Regions from separate parts of the Homo sapiens genome. Here region 2 is linked to region 1. Evidence: chromatin loops called from intact Hi-C (ENCODE). Cell type or tissue: Calu3. All regions are shown on one strand. Links, peaks and the distances in the headings refer to the core of each region. The heading gives the core; the rest is flanking DNA.

Region 1 (11,144 bases), core at 1,394-9,393:
CAGTAATATCAGATTTCCTTAGCCTAGCATTTCACTTAAAATTTGTAAATAGTCATTTAATTGTTTATTTATAAATTTTTAAAAATAAATAAGCACCATGAGAAATCTAATTGTTTCAAATATGAGATTGACAAGCTCACAGAGTTTGTATTGGCAAAGCTAGTTATGGTCATGCTATATAATGTGATAGTACAGGAGTACCCTGCTCCAAATATTAATTCTTATAACTGTATTCTTTCTTTCCTCCTTTCCACAAACTATGCTTTGTGTGCTTAAATGAGAGTCAGCCATTTGATCAGGAACTATGGATCAAATGAAGAGCAAGCAGACACAGTCCTTTGTCCTCATGGGGCTTCCAGTCTAATGAGAGTCAGACAATAGCTAATAATCACACACACACATACACACACACACTCAATAGTGCACCTGTAAAAATATTACAAGATGAGTACATTGTCCTATTAGTCCACAAGGAAAGAAAAGTTTATGAGATAATGCTTATTCTTATTAGGCATAACCTATTCTGACATTTTTTCTTCCATTCTTTTTCCTTAAAAAATTCTGGTCATAAATTTCTAAATTTATTTCATAATCTATTACCATGGGAGGATTTGCCTTAGTCAGAGAGAAGACTTCTCTAAGGAAGTGATGATTGAGTTGAGGTAAAAAATGAGTAAGGGTTAATTAGGTGAAAGAAGGCAGAAAATGGACAAAGAGACATGAAAGTAGAGGATACAGCAAGTGCAAAACCCGGGAACAGGAGGAAGTAGATGTGTCCTTGGGACTGAAGGAAGGCCAGTGTGTGGAGGCAGTGCAGAGAACAAGGAGGAGCCTCATGCCTGATGAGGATGGAGAGACAGGATGGCTAAAGCCAGGCAGGGTCTGGATATGTTAAGGACAGTTGCCTTTGAAAACAATGGATTACATTGAAGATGATATGAGCCAATTATGCAAAAGATAGGGGTAAGGATAGATGTGGGTAGAACAGGTAGGAAACTGCTGAGTTAATCCAGGAAATGGAAAACCATACCCTAGTTTTGGGTATATGCCAGTGGATATGGAAAGAAGTGTTTTCTCAACGTTAAAAGTTAATTCCTATTATAACACAAAAGAATGGCTTATAATGTTGATTAGCAAATACATGTCAGTTTCTACACAAGTAATCACCTGAGGAAGCTGATTGAAATTGATTCCTGGGCCCTAATCTCAAAGATTTTGATACAATGGGTCTGTGGTGGAGCTCTGGTATATGTATGTATTTTAAAGCTCCATAGGGATTCTGATATGCAAGAGGAATAGGAAATTATTAAGAGGATGATTTTCTTCCTTTTTACTATTCTTATTTCCCAAGTGACATAATCCAATTCTTTCGTGTAAATTCTATCCATGTGATAGTGACTCTCAAATTTATATAATACAAGCCCAAAACTCTTTCTTGAATTACACATTCCTATATCTGTTTACATATTTACTTGGATGATCTAACAAAAATTTTTAACCTTAACATGAACAAAATTAAACTTAAATACCCAGCCATTTCCCATCTAATCTTCTTTTCCTTGAGTTTTCCTATCTCAATGATGGCAAATTAATGCTTCCACTTACTCAGGCTAATCTCAGAGCCATCCTTACTACACCATCTATGGCATGCTTTACATCCAGTTCCCCAGTGAGTCCTGACAGCTATACCTTTCAAAGATACCTTTAACCCTGCAACTTCTCACCAGTTCCATGGCTTTCCTTCTAGACTGAGGCATCATCATCTTGCACTTGAACTATTGTAACCGCCTTCACACTAAGTTCTCTTTATCATTCTTTGCCTCCCTTTATTCTATTTTTGACACAGCATATGAAAAGAGTTTTAAAAAGAAAAGTAGATTATTTTGCTCTTTTGTTAAAAATTCTCCAAATGGCTTTATAGGTCACCTAAAAGAAACCCAAGTTCTTATAGACAAAACCTTCCAATCTTACAACCCCTGACTACTTCTTGTTAATACTGCTCAGTCACACTCTCCTTCAATATAGCAACAAAACTCTTAACCTTGGAATATTGAAGCCTTACTTACTTACCTCGGAATATTTAAAGACAATAATTTTTTCCTGGAGTTGCATGATTATTCCTTCACTTATTTCAGATTTTTTCTCTGATATCATTGTAGGAGTCCTTCAATCACTCTGTATAAAATAAATATGTACACATACACAGGCACACCTATCTTTGTTTTCTTACCTGTCAACTGTAACCATAATAAAATGACTACTACTTGAGAGAGAAACTTGGCTTGGCTTATTGCTATATCCTCAATGCCTTTAGCATTGCTTGGTATTTAGTAGAAGCTCAATAAATATTTGAGGGATGAATAAATGAATGGCAGGTAGAGATGGTGAAACAGGGGAGGCAAAGAGAATGAGGTAGGTGGTATGATCCTGGAAAGTGCACAATGCGATCTCTGACATGCCTGCTTCCCATTGGAAAAAGACAAATTCCTCATTCCTCTTCTTGGTAGGCAAAGCTGTACATATGTGAAGTGGACCTTAGGAGAAGCAAGGAAGAATAGCGGGCCGTGGTAAACTGTATTGGCACTGCTGTCAGATGGCAGTTTTGAACTTCACCTCCCTCACTTATTTACAATAAGAGGTAAGTAGAATACCAACAGTCACAATCTTTCTAGTGTTGACCTAGTTATACCTTTATATTTTGTGAATAGAGGATCAAGTACCAGATAAAAAGAGGAAGACAGTTGAGAAAAACAAAAAGCCTGATTCAGCAGGGGATTTACTGTGTCATGTTACACCACATCCTGTTACCTTTTAAAGCCATCATCCAGTATTGTGTGTTCCAGCAGCATAAGGATGGTTCAGAACAACTATATTCAACATCAGCAATAATTGCCAGAGGTAATCAATTCCCACTTTAGTCGACATGGCCATTAAATGATGAAGAAAAGCACAAGTGAGAAATCTGTCTCTTTATAATCCAAGCATTTGGAGACACAATAGGTGAATTATAGCATTTTGTACATATACAATTATATTTTTACACCCAATCACAATATTTAGAGTGAAGAGATCAAAAACTGTGTTAGAAAATATTTTAATATATTTTGTTATTTATATTTTTCCTCACCTCCCCAATATATATACATAGATTAGTAAATCTCCTAAATATTAGCTCTCATCCAATCATATTATTTAGAGTTTCTATGACCTATAAGCATGTTTAAATAAATTGGGAGCCAATTTACAATTTTAATATTTACCAAGATGTTAAACATCAAAATTTATGTCACAGGTATCAACATGCTTAAAGCACCAGGTTGGTGAAACCTCTCTTAGAAATTATTGATCCAGTCACGAAAATGTGGTTTGGCATTAATATTGTTTTCACTAGAGATCTCTGATTTGGCACTCTGATATCTCATACTGCTAAATCAACATGCAGCCCATCCTTGCTTCCGTCATTACGTATCAGGGGATTTTTGTAAGCCTCAATTTTGGATAAGTTGACCAGTAACAAATTAATCTTTAAATCAGACACTGAAGCAAAAATGTCATGGTTGAACATGAAGCAAACATTTCTTTGTAAAATTCAAGTTTTAAATCACACCTGCTACCAGACTCTAGGGAAAAGTATCTGCTCAGAAAGAGAAAAAAAAAATGGGTAGAGTGAATATATTAGAAAGACCTCCTCTACGCTTTGTCCATCACAGAGAAAAAGCCCTAACCCAACTTCCTGTTATGGTGGGCAACTGTGGTGTACACAAAAGTCTGGGACCAGACAGTTTTCTGCTACAGCCCTAGCTGGTTGCTTATACCATTAACATGGTTTGGCTCTCAAATCTCATCTTGTAGCTCCCATAGTTCCCACGTGTTGTAGGAGGGACCCAGTGGAAGGTGATTGAATTATGGGGGTGGGTCTTTCCTGTGCTGTTCTCATGATAGTGAATGGGTCTCATGAGACCTGATGGTTTTAAAAATGGGAGTTGTTCTGCACAAGCTCTCTTTGCCTGCCACCATCCACATAAGACATGACTTGCTCCACTTTGCCTTCCGCCATGATTGTGAGGCCTCCCCAGCCATGTGAAACTGTGAGTCTAATTAAACCTCTTTCTTTTGCAAATTGCCCAGTCTCGGGTACGTCCTTATCAGCAGCATGAAAACGGACTAATACAAACATCAAGCAATCAGCTAGGCCTGTAGCAGGATGAGGTCCAGCCCCTGACTTGCAGCTGAGTGGATCCACTCCCCTGGTAGGTCTTTTGGTGATAAAAAGAGGAGAAAAAAATGAAATGAATGAAGAATAAATGAGGAGTACGAGTCTCTGGTGCTATTTAATATTAAACACAAGGCAGTGTTGACCTAGACACTGAGGCAAGGAATGGTGATGAAAGGGTGGGACGGAGGCAAACATGAAACACATTACTGGGTGATCTCCAGGCAGTGCAGCTGTGTGTTCTGATGAGTCAGACATAACTGGGGAAACTTGGTTTCAACCACCAGGAAATTAAAGCACTTAAAAATTGTTTAGGGGTGAGAGAATATAAATTCATGTGTCATTTCTAGGAAATAACTAACTTTTTAACTTAATAACATCTCACATACCAAATGTCCACCTAACTTCGTATAGCCTGGGGAAATGGTGCTATGTTTAGTGTTTTAAACATTGTGATCTCCAGGTCATATGATACTGATTTTTAAGACATTGAGGAGACAAGAAGAGTCAAACATTTATCCATTTCAGACATCACTATTTCTGGATAGAATCAGGAGGGGCACTTCTCCCATTGCCGCCAAACTGTGAGCTAAGGGGTTCTACAAACTACAAAGACTAAAGGATTTATATTGACCCCTCCTATATCAGCTGGTCTTCACAATAACACATAGAGATGATGGGGCAGCTGTTAAAACACCTTTCTTCCTGCACAGAGCACTCAGATGAGTACATAACACTTGAAAGAGAGTAAGGCCTAGAAGGTTGTGGGAACTGTCCAAGGTGACAGGGGAAGAAGATACCTGAGAACTAATAGATAAGTCAGCACCTATCACAACCAATTTTAAAGACAAACCAAAAAGAGGAATTTTTCTCTAGCAAGAAGTCTCAGGCTTTTCTTAGCTTCCAAGGAAGACTTCTCTGAAGGTCAGGCTGTACCTGTAGGACTGGTGATTGGATAGATCTCAATGTGTATAAAATGCCTGATGCGTCAAAAACCAGCTGTTGTTCAATGACTACATCTTTCTGGGAAGATTCTAGAGAAGTGGAGCAGAAATGATCAGTTGAAAGGAAAGGAGATTGATAAACATCTGTTGATACATTCTTGCTCAGGAGGTTGTTCAATGATCAAAGACTCTTAATACCTTAGAACTGTGATCTTACTATTAAAGTCTATTGAATGGCCATTTTAATGTAGAAAAGAGCAGAAAAGGAAAGAGAAGGGAAAGGAAATGAATAGGAAAAGGGATGCATATGTTAAATTCTTAAATATCCATGTAAATACAGGGGGAAATAAAAACTTATGTGTTGACTCTGAAAATGCTATTTCTGAGGACAGTGGAGAGAGGAATAATAGAGCAGATTCTGGCAGATGAGGTTCATTTAGAAAACGTGAGAACAGATGATAGCTGCAATCAAATGTTTCTATGAAGGACTATGTGAGTGCTAAGAGATCACCCCATCACCCTAATTTTTGGTGGTAGCAGTTGGAATTTTGTCAATGAAAAAAAGGGAAACTGTATTCAAGGCTTAAGGAGAAGAGAACACCACAAAGTCAGCCCTGGGACCTCAGCTCATGCCTTGTCTATAGGCATTGATGTGGCTGTAATACCATGGTGAGGTCATGGCTCCCACATTAAAAGCTTTGAGGGTTTTGTGTAGCCAGAGTTCTTTTCCTAAGTAGAGTCTACATATCCTTACCCCATATAAAACAAACATCCCAGTGACATACTTAGGTCTCTGTTACCACCATGAAACAATTTAGTTACTCACCAAAGGAACCACCATTTGGAACTAAGAAAATGGCCTCTAAAATGAAATCCTGCCATTTGCAGCAACATAGATGGAACTGGAGTACATTATGTTAACTGAAATAAACCAGACACAGAAAGGTAAATTTTGCATGTTCTCATTTATATTTTGGAGCTAAAAATTAAAACGATTGAACTCATGGTGATAGATAGTTGAATGATGGTTACTAGAAGGTGGGAAGGGTAGTGGGGGTTGGGGGAAATTGTGTAGTTTATGGGTAAAAATATATAGCTAGATAAAATGAATAAGATTTAGTGTTTAATAACAAAAATGTGACTATAAGCAACAATAATTTATTGTACCTTTAAAAATAATTAAAAGAGTAGAATTGGAATGTTCCTAACATAAAGAAATGAAAAATGCTTGAGGTGATGAATAGATTGATTATCCTGATGTGATTATTACACATTGTATGCCTGTGTCAAAACATCACAGGTACCCTATAAATCTTTACACCTATTATGGGCCCATAATAATTAAAAAATTAAAAAATTTTAAATGAGAATAAAGAGAAAAATGGCCTCTATGAACTGGAGAAGAAACATAGGAACACAAATGGTAGAGGACTTTAGTCTCTTAATGACAAACCAGACTCAGAAGTACCAAAGTTTATTTTTTAACAGACAAGCCTTTATTAGGAAATCAACTGAAGATAGAAGGAAGGACAATTTTGAAGATCTTTTCTGATTATTGCCTGTCTCTCCTGTCACTTAATGTTATGAGACAACAGCCTTGTTCCTCATACAGTCAGAGATCAATAATGTCTTTGTAACAAATGCATTAATAGATTAATTAACAGAAATAAACCTTTATGATTTGAGTTCTAGTGCCTTTCAACTGAGGGTATATTATGAAGAGATTGAAATTCTTTGCAGAAATTGTTACATTAAAGAAACAGATGGATATGGGTCTTCTATTTCATAGAGACCCAACATGAACTACAGCAGCAATAGCAGTGACAGGTCTAGTCCAAGGTCTTGGCACATTATTCTAAGAGTAAGCTAGGAAAAATTAATCAACTTGGCTACCAGAACGTAGAGGTGGGGACAAAAATAAAATAATAATCTCTTTTCGTCTTGCATATCCTCTTAGAAGACCTCATGAGTTGAATACAAATAGCTGTTAATTGAGGAAAGTTTCATTGCATATGTATTAGCAGGGTATATTGAAGGGTCATTCATGGATAGGATTATGGTACTTTCTCTACATAAAGTGAATGTTGGCTATTCACAAGACAAATTATTAAATTAATCAGTGATTCATGGAAGTGTTAGAATAAGTCTTGGGGATTGCTTTATTAGAGATTAGTGACATTAGGACATCTGTTGCATAATAGGACTATTGGTAAAGAGTGGGCAAGAGAGTTATTACAAGATCCCATTATCCAAATATATCACCAATTCAAAAAGAATTCTGAAAAACAGCATGTAAATGTCTATTGATTATAATACTCTTAATTGTCTATTTAAGGCCAGTTATAAAAGCAGTAATTTTGACCTCCATATCAATCAGGATGAATTTGTTTGCTTATTACAAAATTAGTGTTTTATAGTTAGGATGATATCACCAGATAGATGAAGAGGAATAGGAAAACCCCACCTTTGCTCAGTGCAGTTTCTCATGCCTTTAAATAATAAGTGTCTCAGGAGATGTATCAGAAGTCCCTGATAGGTTTCAACACAAAATGAAGAAGGTGGTTTATGGTGAGACCCACCTAGATGGGTAACTGTAGCAGCAGGTAGTGGCAGTGACAGCAGCTATAACTTGTTTTAGCAGTAGCTGCAGCAGCAGCTATAATAAAAGCATCCACTGCCCAGTGTTGCATGTTGAGTGTCAGCGATGCAAGCCATGGTGTCTCTGACCTGTGGGAAAAGCTTACTTTACCTTCACCAGTCTGGTTCTGCTACATGAATTTGGGCATCGTTCTCGATGTGCATCCTCTGAGACTTGCTCTCTGGCCCTCCTAAAATTTATGTGAGCTTCTGAGTGTCTTTTTAAAATATACTTCTTTTCTGTTTAAATTGTCATTTGTTATTTGTAACTGATTGTATCATTGTCTTTAGCAAGCTGTTAGGGTAAAAGAATCTGCATGAAGTCTCTTTCAATATCTCCCTGGAGAAAGCCAGTTCTGTGAGGCTTTTATGCACAAGGTGCTCCTCAGGAGGGAGTGAGCAGCAAAGTAACCAAAAGTTATTCCTGACATCCCACTGATAATCAGCAGTTTCTTTGGGAAGCAAAGTTACAGAGCAAAAAGATTATGGGCCTTGTAACCAGAAACTACCATTTACAGTGTCTATAACAAGTTGATTAATCTCTCTGGGACCTTTTTTTCCTTATATGTATACACAAATAATAACATTTATTTTGCAGGGCTGTTATAAGATTGTGGGAAAATTGATATGAAGGATTGAGCCAGGTGCTGTAGAAGATGAAAAATGAGTTGGGTAATGCAGGAAGAAGAAAATGAATTGAACATGAGGAAAAACAGTGAGACTGATGATCACTAAATATTGGGGTCCTCAATGCACCATTTGAGACCATGATGTGAGCTCTCTCTCTAGGTGGATTCCACAAGTCATTCCTTATGTGATGTCTCTCACACACATAGCTTCAGCACAAACTTCTTCCCTGAGTTCCAGAATCATAAACAACTTGTTCCATGATATTTTCACTTGGATATTTCACAGGAATTTACAATTTTAAACGTCTAAAAGAGGATTTTTTTTTTATTCCACTGCTGTGTAAACATGTATTTCCCCATTCTTTCATATCTCAATCAATGGCATCCCCATACAGAGTTGTTTCCATCAAACAACAAGGAAACATTCTTGAATCTTCCATTGCCAGTATCCAAACTCTTCAGAATGTCCTGGAGGTTGTAACTGTGAAATATATAGAGACTCTTTCATCATCTCTATGTCTCAATAGATATCATCCTAGCCCAATCCGTCATAATTTTTCATCCAGAACAAGGGTTGCCAAACTTTCCGTAAAGGACCAGAAAGTAATTTTGTTGTTGTTTTGCAGGATATACAGTTTCTTTCACAATTATTCAACACCGTCATTACAGTGTGAAAGTAGCCATATGTAAAATGTGTGCAAATCATTGCAGCCGTGTTTTGCTAAAGCTTTATTTACAGACATGTGGCAGACCAGACTTAGACCATCCTGATAGTTTGCTTAGCTTTCACCAAGATTGTTGGAGTTGCCCTCTAACTTGAGTTTCTTTTTCTTTCTTTTTCTTTTTTCTTTCTTGAGATGGAATCTTGCTCTGTCACCCAGGTTGGAGTGCAGTGGTGCTATCTCAGCTCACTGTAACCTCCGCCTCCTGGGTTCAAGTGATTCTCCCGTCTCAGCCTCTTGAGTAGCTGGGATTACAGGCACACATCACCATGCCCGGCTAATTTTTATATTTTTAGTAGAGACGGAGTTTCGCCATGTTGGCCAGGCTGGTCTTGAACTCCTGACGTCAGGTGATCAGCCCACCTCGGCCTCCTCAAGTGCTGGGATTACAGGCGTGAGCCACCATGCCCAGCCTAACTTGAGTTTCTTAATCCAAAGTTGACACTACGACATTTCCACACAGAAGTCAGATTAAAAAAAAACAAAAACAAAAACAAAAAAAAAAACAGATCATACCTTCTTGTAACATAACATCCTTGAATTGCTTTCTACTGCAAATAAAATAAGTTATAAACTCTGCATCTTGGCCTAGAAATTTCTGCATGACCATGTCCCTGATGACCTCTGTGATCTCACTCATGTCATTTTCCCCCTTTCTAAGTTCCAGCCATCAGCTGCTACTCTTAGTTATGAAAACATAGCAAACTCGTCCTGCTTCTGACTTTTGTCCTGCCGTGTGTTCTGCCTGGAACCCTCATTTCTATGCTCTTTGCAGGTGTGTATCATTTCTATTCTTCTGGTGTCAGCTTAAAATTTCACCTTCTTAGTGACCATTGTTCTAAGCTAAGCATTCCCAGCCCATGATCTTTTTGATCAAGTGGTGATGTTACTCTGACTCATAGATCTACCATAGTCTCTATATTGTTTCTTTGACTGTTTTATTTTTACTTCTCCCACTAGCAAATGAGGAGAGTCCCATGAGGACAAGGTCCTGTACTGCTCTGTTCATCATGTATCTTGAGCACTAACACAATGAAGATTCTCCGTAAATAGAAATTGGGTATTTGAATGAATAAAATGAAAATAGAGAAAGCTAGGTGCAAATGAAGAGTCATTCTGCAAGGCAGGGAGAAATTAATTGAGAAAGTTTCTACCAGACAATGATAAAGAGTGACATAGAGAGGGAGAAGAAGAGGGAGAAAGGGGAGGGAGGGAGGGAGGGAGAGAGAGAGATAGAGAGAGAGAGGAATTGAAAAGACTAAACCAGGGAAGGTTCAAATTTGTGCTGAAGGGAACAGAAGAGCTGACTAAGACAAAATAAAAGACTTTATGTGGCATTGAATCAGCAGAAAGAAATTGGGAAACATGAGGTGCTGTGATCTGGATGCTTGTATGACTTCTTAAAAATTTTCTTGACACATATATTAATCCATTTCCACACTGCTATAAAGGATTGCCCCAAACTGGGTAATTTATAAAGAAAAGAGGTCTAATTGATTCACAGTTCTCTATGGCTGGAAGCCCTTAGGAAACTTAAAATTGTGGCAGAAGGCCAAGGGGAAGCAAGACACATCTTACATAGCAGCAGTGGGGAGAGAGAAACAGAGAGAGAAGTGCCACACTTAAAGCCATCAGCTCTTGTGAGAACTTGCTCACTATCACAAGAGCAGCATGGGGGAAACCACCCCTGCCCTAGGAACCCTCCTCACCCCATTATTCAATCACCTCCCACCAGGTCCCTCCCTCCACATGTGGGGATTACTATTCAAGATGAGATTTGGGTGGGGACACAGGGACAAACCATAACAACAGATATGGTATACCTTATTATTGTTATCATTACTATTATTATATTATAGACTTATGAAGCACTGCAGAAGTATATTCTGAAGGCTTGATGAGAAAAACAGGCCAGTAAGAACATTCTAAGCATTTGTCAGACAGACTCTTTTTAATGCTTTAAAGAAATGCTTTTCAAACATTAGTGTGCAAAAGAAAA
Region 2 (9,572 bases), core at 1-8,000, 77 kb before region 1:
ATTCCTATGGCGTGGGTGGGAGGGGATTTAGATGATTTTGCATAGGCAAGAAACACCCAGTTTCATGGAGTTTGATGGAAGAGTTATGTACTAATATGGGAAAAGTAGAGGCCATCTTTGTCTTTGTTCTTTCTTTTTTAGACGGGAGTCTCGCTCTTTCACCCAGGCTGGAGTGCAGTGGCGCTATCTCGGCTCACTGCAAGCTCCGCCTCCTGGGTTCACGCCATTCTCCTGCCTCAGCCTCCTGAGTAGCTGGGACTACAGGCGCCCGCCACCGCTCCCGGCTAATTTTTTATATTTTCAGTAGAGACGGGGTTTCACCGTGTTAGCTAAGATGGTTTGGATCTCCTGAACTCGTGATCCGCCCGCCTCGGACTCCCAAAGTGCTGGGATTACAGGCTTGAGCCACCGCGCCCGGCCGTCTTTGTTCTTTCTTGAACTCTTCCTTTTCTTGGGTGATAGACTTCGTCAACGTCTAATGAGGATATCTAGGTGCTAGTCTCTGCTCATCAAATGATTCTTATGGCTCAGGAGCCGAATGGGACGTAAATAAACAGTTAAGTCTCATGAACTCACTTTGCATTCATCTCTAGAAGATGACAAAACATTTGTATTTATGTGTAGCGTGGCACTTTAGTTAAACTTTGTACCCCACTTTGCTCTATTTTAAAGCAGAATATCCTTAAAAAGGATACTTAGTCCTGCTTTTTTTTTTCCGCCTAAGCCCATTTAGTCCTTCTACTCATTATGCAAGGACTCAAATGGTTATCTTTACAGAAGTGAGACAAGATAGAATCAATGCTCTTGTAGTCACTTCATCTTTGTCCATTCCCACTTCTGATGGAGAGGGTTCTAGGACATAATGCACTGAAGGTTACATTGTGAGAGATGAACAACATTTGCAAAAGAGGTCTTTTTGCCTTGGAAAGGCTTCATTCTTAAAAAAAAATGTGAGCATCAAGGTTAAGTAGACCTCATTAGCTCAAACTTTAAGGATGATATCAGGATAAAGTTGGGCCCATGAGAAGAGAATGAGAGGGAGATATAGTGACATGAAAATAAGGAGGAAAACGAGGTGTCTATGTAAGTTGGGCTCACCATAAATACAAAGGCAACCGTTAGGGAAAAGCAAAGAAGTCTTTGCACATCCTCAGAACTCTGAATGTCTTAGTGATGCTGTATGAGTGAGTCTTAATGATAGTGAACTGAATCAGTCAAGCCAGGTTGTGTCCATATGAGAATGTGTCTTTGCTAAACATGCCAACATCACTGAAGCAAAGAAACTTGGAGTTTTCTTTAAGATATAGGTCTTTTTTACCTATCCGGCCCAAGCTTTCTCTTCTTGTCACTCCATGCACTGTGTTCCGTATGCTAAATAGTTTGAGAAACCCAAATGGGCCATGTTCGCCTACATTTCATTGTCCTGTACTTCCTGTCCTGTACTAGCAAAGCAGTCCCATTGGTCTTTCTTCTCCTCATTAACAATAAAGGTAACACTTTTGATGTTGTTTCTTCAGAAAACCTTCATTCATCAAAACTGCCTCAAAGATCATGTTTGTTTGATTCCAGAACTTCCTGTAATTACCTGTTATTGTAACACTCATCACTGTATTTTACTTACTTGTGTAACTAATTTTCCATATTCTGCACTAGACAACAAAGTCCTTTAAGTCAGGTACTATATCTATTTACATAGCATTCACATCTCCTACAATAAGGGACATTAGCAGATAAACAACACATATTAAATGAATAATGAAGTTTCTGAAATACTACAGTTGAAAACTATAGGAGCTACATTATATAGAATAAACATTTACTTTGCTATAGAATTCAGTGTAACCCAGGCATTATTTTATCCTCAAGTCTTAGGTTGGTTGGAGAAAGATAACAAAAAGAAACATGATTGTGCAGAAACAGACAAACCTTTTTGGAAAGCATTTGAAAATGGCATTCCCCCTCCACAGTGTGTTCACAGTGTGGGCAAATTCACTGCTCTGTCGTACTTTCTGAAAATGAAGAACTGTTACACCAAGGTGAATTATTTATAAATTATGTACTTGCCCAGAAGCGAACAGACTTTTACTATCATAAGAACCCTTCCTTGGTGCTCTTTATCTACAGAATCCAAGACCTTTCAAGAAAGGTCTTGGATTCTTTTCTTCAGGACACTAGGACATAAAGCCACCTTTTTATGATTTGTTGAAATTTCTCACTCCATCCCTTTTGCTAGTGATCATGGGTCCTCAGAGGTCAGACTTGGTGTCCTTGGATAAAGAGCATGAAGCAACAGTGGCTGAACCAGAGTTGGAACCCAGATGCTCTTTCCACTAAGCATACAACTTTCCATTAGATAACACCTCCCTCCCACCCCAACCAAGCAGCTCCAGTGCACCACTTTCTGGAGCATAAACATACCTTAACTTTACAACTTGAGTGGCCTTGAATACTGTTCCTATCTGGAATGTGCTGTTCTCTTTCATCTTCCTCTATTGAAGCCCTCCTATTCCTCAATGCCTTGCTCCAACTGCCTTTGGAAGATTCTGCTCTTATGCCTCCACTGGAATTAATGTCTTAGTACCACTTGTCTATTCTGCTATATAGTCAGTCCTTACATTGCTTTCTTCTTCTGATAGACCAAACTCTTTAAGGACAAGTACCTAGTCTTATCTATTTCTAGATCCCCCACATTACTCAGAAAGTTACTCCATAAATGTTTGTGGAACTGATTTCTATGTGAAGCACATGTGCCCCTTCACTCTGTTAACATGCATTAGAAAACTAAATCTTTTGAAAAGTTGTAGTATGCCCCCTAAGAGCAGTAACAGTTCCTAGAAACTCTCTAAAATGCTTAGAAAAAGATTTATTTTAAATTACCTCCCCAATAAAATGATTGGCTGGCTTATCTTCACCATCATGATAGCATCTGTAATTAACTGAAAAAAAATAATTATGCCATTAAAAGAAAATCATCCATGATCTTGTTCTAACACCTGCCACTCTAGTACTATATCTGTCACATGGTACTATGATAAAGTTATCTAGAAATAAAAAAGCATACAATTGATAATTCACCAAATTGTGGAGCTTCAGTATTTTAAATGTATATTAAAATTAAATTATTTTAAAGATCAAAGAAAACTTTCGTCATACTCCGTATTTGATAAGGAACAAATAGGAAGTGTGATGACTCAGGTTTGCCCTGAGGGGATGGGCCATCAGTTGCAAATCGTGGAATTTCCTCTGACATAATGAAAAGATGAGGGTGCATAAGTTCTCTAGTAGGGTGATGATATAAAAAGCCACCGGAGCACTCCATAAGGCACAAACTTTCAGAGACAGCAGAGCACACAAGCTTCTAGGACAAGAGCCAGGAAGAAACCACCGGAAGGAACCATCTCACTGTGTGTAAACATGACTTCCAAGCTGGCCGTGGCTCTCTTGGCAGCCTTCCTGATTTCTGCAGCTCTGTGTGAAGGTAAGCACATCTTTCTGACCTACAGCGTTTTCCTATGTCTAAATGTGATCCTTAGATAGCAAAGCTATTCTTGATGCTTTGGTAACAAACATCCTTTTTATTCAGAAACAGAATATAATCTTAGCAGTCAATTAATGTTAAATTGAAGATTTAGAAAAAACTATATATAACACTTAGGAAAGTATAAAGTTTGATCAATATAGATATTCTGCTTTTATAATTTATACCATGTAGCATGCATATATTTAACGTAAATAAGTAATTTATAGTATGTCCTATTGAGAACCACGGTTACCTATATTATGTATTAATATTGAGTTGAGCAAGGTAACTCAGACAATTCCACTCCTTGTAGTATTTCATTGACAAGCCTCAGATTTGTCATTAATTCCTGTCTGGTTTAAAGATACCCTGATTATAGACCAGGCATGTATAACTTATTTATATATTTCTGTTAATTCTTTCTGAAGGCAATTTCTATGCTGGAGAGTCTTAGCTTGCCTACTATAAATAACACTGTGGTATCACAGAGGATTATGCAATATTGACCAGATAAAAATACCATGAAGATGTTGATATTGTACAAAAAGAACTCTAACTCTTTATATAGGAAGTCGTTCAATGTTGTCAGTTATGACTGTTTTTTAAAACAAAGAACTAACTGAGGTCAAGGGCTAGGAGAATATTCAGGAATGAGTTCACTAGAAACATGATGCCTTCCATAGTCTCCAAATAATCATATTGGAATTAGAAAGGAAGTAGCTGGCAGAGCTGTGCCTGTTGATAAAATCAATCCTTAATCACTTTTTCCCCCAACAGGTGCAGTTTTGCCAAGGAGTGCTAAAGAACTTAGATGTCAGTGCATAAAGACATACTCCAAACCTTTCCACCCCAAATTTATCAAAGAACTGAGAGTGATTGAGAGTGGACCACACTGCGCCAACACAGAAATTATGTAAGTACTTTAAAAAAGATTAGATATTTTGTTTTAGCAAACTTAAAATTAAGGAAGGTGGAAATATTTAGGAAAGTTCCAGGTGTTAGGATTACAGTAGTAAATGAAACAAAACAAAATAAAAATATTTGTCTACATGACATTTAAATATGGTAGCTTCCACAACTACTATAAATGTTATTTTGGACTTAGACTTTATGCCTGACTTAAGGAATCATGATTTGAATGCAAAAACTAAATATTAATCTGAACCATTTCTTTCTTATTTCAGTGTAAAGCTTTCTGATGGAAGAGAGCTCTGTCTGGACCCCAAGGAAAACTGGGTGCAGAGGGTTGTGGAGAAGTTTTTGAAGAGGTAAGTTATATATTTTTTAATTTAAATTTTTCATTTATCCTGAGACATATAATCCAAAGTCAGCCTATAAATTTCTTTCTGTTGCTAAAAATCGTCATTAGGTATCTGCCTTTTTGGTTAAAAAAAAAAGGAATAGCATCAATAGTGAGTTTGTTGTACTCATGACCAGAAAGACCATACATAGTTTGCCCAGGAAATTCTGGGTTTAAGCTTGTGTCCTATACTCTTAGTAAAGTTCTTTGTCACTCCCAGTAGTGTCCTATTTTAGATGATAATTTCTTTGATCTCCCTATTTATAGTTGAGAATATAGAGCATTTCTAACACATGAATGTCAAAGACTATATTGACTTTTCAAGAACCCTACTTTCCTTCTTATTAAACATAGCTCATCTTTATATTTTTAATTTTATTTTAGGGCTGAGAATTCATAAAAAAATTCATTCTCTGTGGTATCCAAGAATCAGTGAAGATGCCAGTGAAACTTCAAGCAAATCTACTTCAACACTTCATGTATTGTGTGGGTCTGTTGTAGGGTTGCCAGATGCAATACAAGATTCCTGGTTAAATTTGAATTTCAGTAAACAATGAATAGTTTTTCATTGTACCATGAAATATCCAGAACATACTTATATGTAAAGTATTATTTATTTGAATCTACAAAAAACAACAAATAATTTTTAAATATAAGGATTTTCCTAGATATTGCACGGGAGAATATACAAATAGCAAAATTGAGGCCAAGGGCCAAGAGAATATCCGAACTTTAATTTCAGGAATTGAATGGGTTTGCTAGAATGTGATATTTGAAGCATCACATAAAAATGATGGGACAATAAATTTTGCCATAAAGTCAAATTTAGCTGGAAATCCTGGATTTTTTTCTGTTAAATCTGGCAACCCTAGTCTGCTAGCCAGGATCCACAAGTCCTTGTTCCACTGTGCCTTGGTTTCTCCTTTATTTCTAAGTGGAAAAAGTATTAGCCACCATCTTACCTCACAGTGATGTTGTGAGGACATGTGGAAGCACTTTAAGTTTTTTCATCATAACATAAATTATTTTCAAGTGTAACTTATTAACCTATTTATTATTTATGTATTTATTTAAGCATCAAATATTTGTGCAAGAATTTGGAAAAATAGAAGATGAATCATTGATTGAATAGTTATAAAGATGTTATAGTAAATTTATTTTATTTTAGATATTAAATGATGTTTTATTAGATAAATTTCAATCAGGGTTTTTAGATTAAACAAACAAACAATTGGGTACCCAGTTAAATTTTCATTTCAGATAAACAACAAATAATTTTTTAGTATAAGTACATTATTGTTTATCTGAAATTTTAATTGAACTAACAATCCTAGTTTGATACTCCCAGTCTTGTCATTGCCAGCTGTGTTGGTAGTGCTGTGTTGAATTACGGAATAATGAGTTAGAACTATTAAAACAGCCAAAACTCCACAGTCAATATTAGTAATTTCTTGCTGGTTGAAACTTGTTTATTATGTACAAATAGATTCTTATAATATTATTTAAATGACTGCATTTTTAAATACAAGGCTTTATATTTTTAACTTTAAGATGTTTTTATGTGCTCTCCAAATTTTTTTTACTGTTTCTGATTGTATGGAAATATAAAAGTAAATATGAAACATTTAAAATATAATTTGTTGTCAAAGTAATCAAGTGTTTGTCTTTTTTTTAGTTTTAGCTTATTGGGATTCTCTTTGTTTATATTTAAAATTATACTTTGATTTAGAAAACATAAATGCTTCCCCTTAGCATTTTGTTTATGGAAAATTACAAACTTTTATTTTTAGAAAACAGAACTCCTTTCCAGAAATAGGTTACAAACAGTAGTGTCCTCCACAGAATGTTGGAAATGTTTTCAACTCCCCACTGTATACTATCTTGCTAATAAGTCTGTCTTCAGATTTCGATTAACCGGTTTGTATGTCTGTGCGCTTTAGCATAGCTGGACATTTAAAGAGGAAAGAGAGTACATATTATAAGTTGCTTATCAGTAACTGAGGAGTAAAACTGATAAATGTGAGGCAAAGAAGTTTAAAATATGGTTAAAGCCTAAGCATATTTGCAAACAAATCAAACAATACTCTGAGAAGTAAAAACATAATTATTTAATTAACAAATTTCAGTGGATAAATTTTATAACAAATTAGACACAGTTGAAAATAAAATTAGAAAACTAGAAAATAGAACCAAAGAACTTCTGGAATTCTTATAAGAGAGATAAAGAGGTAGAAATTTGGAGAAAGAAGTCGAAAGGCGTAGAGGATACAGGTGTAAGCTCTAATAGATGTCTAATTGGATTGTCACAAGCAGAAGAGAGAGGAAAGGGTCAGAGACAACATTTGAAGTGACAATGGCAAAAATCTTTCGGAAATGATGAAAAATAACAATCGATGTTTCAACAAATCCAATGTATCAACATTTACCTTTATATTCCTACTCAAAAAACAAGGATTTTGGAACTTTTACGTTTAACCACCTTCTAGCTCATAGGCTATTGTTGCTGGGTATTTTAAGTTCACTTCTTTTTTTTTTTCTTTTATTTTATTATTATTATATTTTAAGTTTTAGGGTACATGTGCACAATGTGCAGGTTAGTTACATATGTATACATGTGCCATGCTGGTGTGCTGCACCCATTAACTTGTCATTTAGCATTAGGTATATCTCCTAATGCTATCCCTCCCCCCTCCCCCCAGCCCACAACAGTCCCCAGAGTGTGATGTTCCCCTTCCTGTGTCCATGTGTTCTCCTTGTTCAATTCCCACCTATGAGTGAGAACATGCGGTGTTTGGTTTTTTGTCCTTGCGATAGTTTACTGAGAATGATGATTTCCAATTTCATCCATGTCCCTACAAAGGACATGAACTCATCACTTTTTATGGCTGCAAAGTATTCCATGGTGTATATGTGCCACATTTTCTTAATCCAGTCTATCATTGTTGGACATTTGGGTTGGTTCCAAGTCTTTGCTATTGTGAATAGTGCTGCAATAAACATTCGTGTGCATGTGTCTTTATAGCAGCATGACTTATTGTCCTTTGGGTATATACCCAGTAATCGGATGGCTGGGTCAAATGGTATTTCCAGTTCTAGATCCCTGAGGAATCGCCACACTGACTTCCACACTGGTTGAACTAGTTTACAGTCCCACCAACAGTGTAAAAGTGTTCCTATTTCTCCACATCCTCTCCAGCACCTGTTGTTTCCTGACTTTTTAATGATTGCCATTCTAACTGGTGTGAGATGGTATCTCATTGTGGTTTTGATTTGCATTTCTCTGATGGCCAGTGATGGTGAGCATTGTTTCATGTGTTTTTTGGTTGCATAAATGTCTTCTTTTGAGAAGTGTCTGTTCATGTCCTTCATCCACTTTTTGATGGGGTTTTTGTTTTTTTCTTGTAAATTTGTTTGAGTTCAGTGTAGATTCTGGATATTAGCCCTTTGTCAGATGAGTAGGTTGCGAAAATTTTCTCCCATTCTGTAGTTGCCTGTTCACTCTGATGGTAGTTTCTTTTGCTGTGCAGAAGGTCTTTAGTTTAATGAGATCCCATTTGTCAATTTTGGCTTCTGTTGCCATTGCTTTTGGTGTTTTAGACATGAAGTCCTTGCCCATGCCTATGTCCTGAATGGTAATGCCTCGGTTTTCTTCTAGGGTTTTTATGGTTTTAGGTCTAACGTTTAAGTCTTTAATTCATCTTGAATTAATTTTTGTATAAGGTGTAAGGAAGGGATCCAGTTTCAGCTTTCTACATATGGCTAGCCAGTTTTCCCAGCACCATTTATTAAATAGGGAATCCTTTCCCCATTGCTTGTTTTTCTCAGGTTTGTCAAAGATCAGATAGCTGTAGATATGCGGCATTATTTCTGAGGGCTCTGTTCTGTTCCATTGATCTATATCTCTGTTTTGGTACCAGTACCATGCTGTTTTGGTTACTGTAGCCTTGTAGTATAGTTTGAAGTCAGGTAGCGTGATGCCTCCAGCTTGGTTCTTTTGGCTTAGGATTGACTTGGTGATGCGGGCTCTTTTTTGGTTCCATATGAACTTTCAAGTAGTTTTTTCCAATTCTGTGAAGAAAGTCATTGGTAGCTTGATGGGGATGGCATTGAATCTATAAATTACCTTGGGCAGTATGGCCATTTTCATGATATTGATTCTTCCTACCCATGAGCATGGAATGTTCTTCCATTTGTTTGTATCCTCTTTTATTTCATTGAGCAGTGGTTTGTAGTTCTCCTTGAAGAGGTCCTTCATGTCCCTTGTAAGTTGGATTCCTAGGTATTTTATTCTCTTTGAAGCAATTGTGAATGGGAGTTCACTCATGATTTGGCTCTCTGTTTGTTTGTTATTGGTGTATAAGAATGCTTGTGATTTTTGTACATTGATTTTGTATCCTGAGACTTTGCTGAATTTGCTTATCAGCTTAAGGAGATTTTGGGCTGAGACAATGGGGTTTTCTAGATATACAATAATGTCATCTGCAAACAGGGGCAATTTGGTTTCCTCTTTTCCTAATTGAATACCCTTTATTTCCTTCTCCTGCCTAATTGCCCTGGCCAGAACTTCCAACACTATGTTGAATAGATATGGTGAGAGAGGGCGTCCCTGTCTTGTGCCAGTTTTCAAAGGGAATGCTTCCAGTTTTTGCCCATTCAGTATGATATTGGCTGTGGGTTTGTCATAGATAGCTCTAAGTTCACTTCTTTTTAAGAGCTCCACAAGTCTGCTTGTACGTAGGTATGTAGATTTAC

The links. Hi-C counts contacts between places; a loop is a spot of excess contacts. Peaks named below come from ENCODE experiments on the same cell type or tissue, not always from the same donor. Only the 100,000 strongest peaks of a DNase experiment are listed, where the experiment ranks them.
Region 2: it touches region 1 in a loop (2.0-fold over the local background); 2 of 110 quality-filtered maps call a loop at or near these places.

Annotation. Positions count from the first base shown.
Region 1 is chr4:73,812,558-73,823,701 of GRCh38, forward strand. No RefSeq gene overlaps it. Among named protein-coding and RNA genes, the nearest start is that of CXCL6, 19 kb to the right of the region's middle. In Calu3, for the core only: no CTCF peak of the experiment used is centred there; a DNase peak (open chromatin) is centred at 4,424.
Region 2 is chr4:73,737,245-73,746,816 of GRCh38, forward strand. CXCL8 (C-X-C motif chemokine ligand 8) reads left to right here and starts at 3,325. Exons shown (of 4, transcript NM_000584.4): 1 at 3,325-3,478; 2 at 4,298-4,433; 3 at 4,705-4,788; 4 at 5,205-6,472. The coding sequence starts at 3,415. The coding sequence ends at 5,220. RefSeq lists a silencer at 1,788-2,082. In Calu3, for the core only: no CTCF peak of the experiment used is centred there; a DNase peak (open chromatin) is centred at 3,377.